2 separate regions of the Homo sapiens genome follow, and region 2 is linked to region 1. A link is an interaction called in ENCODE POLR2A ChIA-PET data of the cell type or tissue named here. Cell type or tissue: B cell. All regions are shown on one strand.

Region 1 (2,500 bases):
GGGAGGGAGGGAGGAAGGAAGGAAGAGGGAGGAAGGAAGAGGGAGGGAGGGAGGGAGGAAGAGGGAGGGAGGAAGGAAGGAAGGAAGAGAAACAAATGAAAGAGAAAAGAAATGGCAGGAGAGTCAGTGGGGCCAGAGCCAAATAAACAAATGGTGCAGAAGGGAGTGGAAGGGATGGCGGGGTCCAGATCATGGGGGCATGGTAAGAACTTTGGGATTTATTCTAGTTGTGATGAGAACCCTCTGAAGGATTGAGAGCTGAAGAGTGACAATTGATTTATGTCTGAGAAGGATCACTCTGGCTGCTGGATGGAAAATAGACTCACAGAATATTTATTAAGCACCTGCCACGTGTGAGGCACTGTGCTAAGCACTGTGGGAGACATGGGGATAAATAACGTGAGCTGTGCTCAGGTCACTTACAATTTAGTGAAGCAGACAGATCCGTAAACAATCCACCGGGAATTCAGGTGAATTGAGTCAGTGGCATAGCAGGCAATAGTGTTTTGGTTAGAAGCATGAGCTTTGTAAGTCCTGTAGCTTTGAGTTCAAATTCTGGCTTTATGCTTTACGACTTACTTAGCTATTGGCCTCAGTTTCCTCATTTGCAGATGTCAATAATGAAAGTAATACGTGTGCCCTAGGATTGCTGGGATACTGAACCGTAGGTCTTTGGCGGAGCGGCTGACCCTGTAAGCACCCCACAATGCTAGCGCCCCATGCCTGCTCGTGTGGGACCCGGGACTTACCACAGGACACTTGGGTTAAGCTTTGAAGATGCTGAGGAGCTTTTTTTTTTTTTTTTTTTTTTTGCATGAGCAGGAGAGATTTCTATGCTGTTTTTACCTAGGATTTGGGGAAGTTACCCTGTGGCAGAGACTTACAAGTTTCTCTCCCGGAACTTCCTCCTGTGTTATGTTTCCCTGGAGATACATTAATAGTGAGAAAGTGTAAGTAGAATTTGGAAGAACATCTGGCCAGCAGAGTCCCTGGCTGGTTTTCTTGGCCTCGGGCTGCTTCCTGCACGCCCCTTTCTTCATCGTCTCAGGTTAATCACTGGGGTGCAGGAGCTGGTCTTTTCTTGCTAAAGCCACTGCTCTCTACCTGCCAGATTCCTTGAGATGATTCTCCTTCCAAGACTAGATTTGAAAAATGACACTCTCCCCTTTGGTGCCTCCTTTCTTTATAGCCCTCGAATGCAACCTTCTTGTTTGGGATACTTTAGCAAAGCCGATGTGTTTGGGGAGGAACACAGGTTAGTCTCACAGGTTGAAGAAGTCTTCTGCTGGTCCCAGTTCCTGACACTAAACTCTTGAGTGTGAAAATCAGCACATCTCCACTTGTCTCATTTCCAGATGCAATAGCTGCCTCCTCCAGGAAGCTACTCTTTCTGCCACTAAGTCTAGGGAGGTTCTTTAGGGTGGAGATCCTGTGAAATTACAATTCAGTGAATTTCAGGCTGTCTTCTTCTCCTTCTCCTTTTCCTTCTCCTTCTCCTCCTCCTCCTCTTCCTCTCCTCCTCCTCCTTCTTCTCCTCCTTCTTCCTATTATTCTTCTTTCTTCTCCTCCTCCTCTTCCTTCTTCTTCTTTCTTCTTCTCCTTCTCCTTCTTCCCCTTTCTCTTCCTCTTCCTCTCCTCCTTCCTCCTCCTCCTCTCCTCCTCCTCTTCCTTCTTCTCCCCCTCCTCTTCTTCCTCTTTTTCCTCTTCTTCCTCCTCCTCTCCTTCTCCTTCTCATTCCTCCTCTTCCTCTTCTTCTTTCTCTTCCTCTTCTTCTCTTTTCTCTTCTTCCCCTTCCTCTTCTTCTTCCTCTACTTTTCTTCTTCTCCTCCTTCTCCTGTTTTTTCTTCTTTTTCCTCTTCCTCCTCCTCTTCCTCTTCCTTTTTAGCAACAGTGCTATTTATCCAAATAAAATCTTGTGTGAAACCCAGAAGAACAAACCACACAAGCAGAGCTGTTCTGGGATGTGAAGTCAGTGTGGATGCCCAGAACCCCAACTTGTCAACCATCTCCTCCTTCCCCCTGGGTAACCCCTGGATTCCTCAGGGGAATCCTTGAGTTCCGAGGATCAGAATTTGAAACCCATCAGAGAAGGGCGTTGAAGTGGGAAACACCAACTTGGATCTCTTTTATCCCAAAATCCATAACCTGTCCCACCTGACAAAGGTTGAGGGAATTTTCTCTGAGGCCTGTAGCCCCTTTGGAGCTATTCTAAATAGACTAATCAGGAACTCTCCATCAACAGGGTGATGACAGTTTGTTTTACTGGAGAAGGTTTCTTGGAGCCCTTCTCTGCCCGTGGAAGAAGGAGAGAGGGGCATAACTCAGGTTATGCTGCCAGCCCAGTGGGATCGGGGGAAGCGTTGCCTTTTCTGAGTGTTTCTTGCCACCTGCCTTCTCCCCTGGGCACCCTTGGGGTATTTCAGATCGATCAGCTAAAGCACCGGTTGAATAAGATGGAGGAGGAATGTAAGCTGGAGAGAAATCAGTCTCTAAAACTGAA
Region 2 (2,500 bases), 160 kb before region 1:
CGGGCTTTGGAGTCAGACTTGCTGGCTATAATTTTCCACTTTAGGCCTCAACGTCCTCATCTGTCAAATGGGAGCAGTGTTGGCTCGGGATGAAATGAGGTGTGTGCTCAGAGCCTGGGGTGACGCACCTGCCTTGACGCGTTTGAATGCAACATGAGCTGCCCTTATTGTGTGGTTCTCACAGTCTCCAGTGACATCAGAGCAACCACAGTGACAACAGTTTCATTTTTCTGTGCACCCACCAGTACCCTGCCATGGGACAATAGTGCGTGAGTAAATGCAGCCAGTTTACAGGCATGCTGGCTCATGCCTGTAATCCCAGCACTTTGGGAGGCCGAGGTGGGAAGATCATTTCAACCCAGGAGTTCAAGACCTGCCAGAGCAACAGAGTGAGACCCCTGTCTCTACAAAAAAAAAAAAAAAAAAAAAAAAATCTCTGCATGTGATAATGCCTGCCTGTGGTCCCAGCTACTCGGGAGGCTGAGGCAGGAGAATCACTTGAGCCCAGGAGATGGAGGCTACAAGGAGATGAGTTCATGCCACTGCACTCCATCCTGGGCAAGAGAGCAAAACCTCATCTCAAAAAAAAAAAAAAAAAAAAAAAAAAAACTAAATTCGCAAAAATAAATAAATAAATGTAGCCAATCACTAAAAAGCTTCCACCTCACCTCTCCCAGCACCGCCCTGGGAGGCACACCTAATATAACAAGTGCCAGCACCGGACGCAGTGGTTCACACCTGTAATCCTAGCACTTTGGGAGGCCAAGGTGGGTGGGTCACCTGAGGTCACGAGTTCGAGACCAGCCTGGCCAACATGGTAAAACCCCGTCTCTACTAAAAATACAAAAATTAGCCAGACATGGTGGCAGGTGCCGGTAATCCCAACTACTTGGGAGGCTGAGGCAGGAGAATTGCTTGAACCTGGGAGGTGGAGGTTGCAGTGAGCTGAGATCATGCCATTGCACTCCAGCCTGGGCAACAACAGTGAAATTCCATCTCAAACAAACAAGTGCCAGGCCCTTACATGATGCTCAATAAACTCTCTGTGCTTTTTTTGTTAGTTTTGTTTTGTTTTGTTTTGAGACGGAGTCTCACTCTGTCGCCCAGGCTAGAGTGCAGTGGCACCATCTCGGCTCACTGCAAGCTCCGCCTCCCGGGTTCACGCCATTCTCCTGCCTCAGCCTCCTGAGTAGCTGGGACTACAGGCGCCCGCCACCATGCCCGGCTAATTTTTTGTATTTTTAGTAAAGACGGGGGTTTCACCGTGTTAGCCAGGATGGTCTCGATCTCCTGACCTTGTGATCCGCCTGCCTCAGCCTCCCAAAGTGCTGGGATTACAGGCGTGAGCCACCGCGCCCGGCCCCCTCTGTGCTTTTAACATTTCCCTTTTGTTGGGGGAAAGTGAGAGTCTCAGAGGCAGGATGGCAGGCTCAGGCAGGAAGATGAGGCCTCAGATAATGTCTTTTCATGTAAGTCTTGTAATGTTGTTTCCTCTCATTAGGGATTGTTTTTGTTCCTACTGGCGCACTTTCCAAGCTGTGTTAAATTTTAAGACCTAGTTAAACTTGTATTTCTTCAGGCTAAGTGGAAACTCTGTAGATTATTTTTTCCAAATTAAAATCATAATAAAACTGATTTGGAAAAAAATAAAACAAGCTCTAGGAAACCCAAACGTATCTGTTTGTCAGTTTTACCATTACAAATGGAATTAAGCCAAACATTTAAGTGGTTTTTCACAGGCCTTCCTTCTGTGGGTCCCCTCTGTGTGTGTATTCTCTGTGCAGAATGTTCTTGGGTATAATTTATCCTCCTCTAATTTATTGGATTATGTCTATATACTGCTGTACTTATTTTAACAAAGAGGTTTTTAAACAAATAGAAGTAAATGTAGATTTAATTTATTTCATCAGGCGAAGAATTCTCGAGAAAATCAATTTTCATTTGCACAGGTATTCTGGTAGTCAGGCACCCCTGTTATTACACGCCTGTTCCTCCTTTGCCGGCGTTTCCATGACAGATAGCTTCGTTTCTCTGCCACGATTCTATTACTTACAGAAAAATATGTTTAAGGAGTATTAAAGGTCTTACTTAAACTGACAAAAGTCACCAAAGCTTGTGTTAAGGTTGACACGGTCTTTAACTTACTCCGGCGAATGGGAACCACTGGGAAATTCACATGCCCGTGGCGGTGTGGCATGTCCATTTTTATTTGCAGCTCTTCCTGTTTTGTTAATTTATAGAAGACCTTTAATGCTATCTAAATGGAAGCATGGATCTCGGCCCAGCATGAGAAGGTCTGACGAGGGATTTTCTCTCTCTTTGCTCGGAAACTGGGCTCTTCAGAAGCCGGGTGTGTCTGGGGTGCCCACCACCAAAGTTCTAAAGTGGATAGAGTTTAGGTCTATGCCGAAATGCTCCAGGTCAGCCCATTGTTTTCCAGCCTCAGAGCTCGTTGACAGACATAAATTAGATCATTCCTTCTATCCTCTGCTTAAAACAC

What was found. ChIA-PET counts read pairs that join two places held together with the same protein. Peaks named below come from ENCODE experiments on the same cell type or tissue, not always from the same donor. Only the 100,000 strongest peaks of a DNase experiment are listed, where the experiment ranks them.
Region 2: POLR2A ChIA-PET joins it to region 1 with 5 read pairs; 4 of 35 experiments call an interaction of 5 or more read pairs at or near these places.

What each region holds. Positions count from the first base shown.
Region 1 is chr7:2,939,852-2,942,351 of GRCh38, reverse strand. CARD11 (caspase recruitment domain family member 11) reads left to right here. Exons shown (of 25, transcript NM_032415.7): 6 at 2,424-2,500. Among named protein-coding and RNA genes, the nearest start is that of CARD11-AS1, 2.9 kb to the left of the region's middle. In B cell, CTCF peaks have their summits at 1,387, 1,591 and 1,802; no DNase peak of the experiment used is centred here; H3K27ac peaks cover 2,302 bases.
Region 2 is chr7:3,101,445-3,103,944 of GRCh38, reverse strand. All of the region lies in intron 1 of LOC105375130 (a long non-coding RNA gene), which reads left to right. Among named protein-coding and RNA genes, the nearest start is that of CARD11, 59 kb to the right of the region's middle. In B cell, no CTCF peak of the experiment used is centred here; no DNase peak of the experiment used is centred here.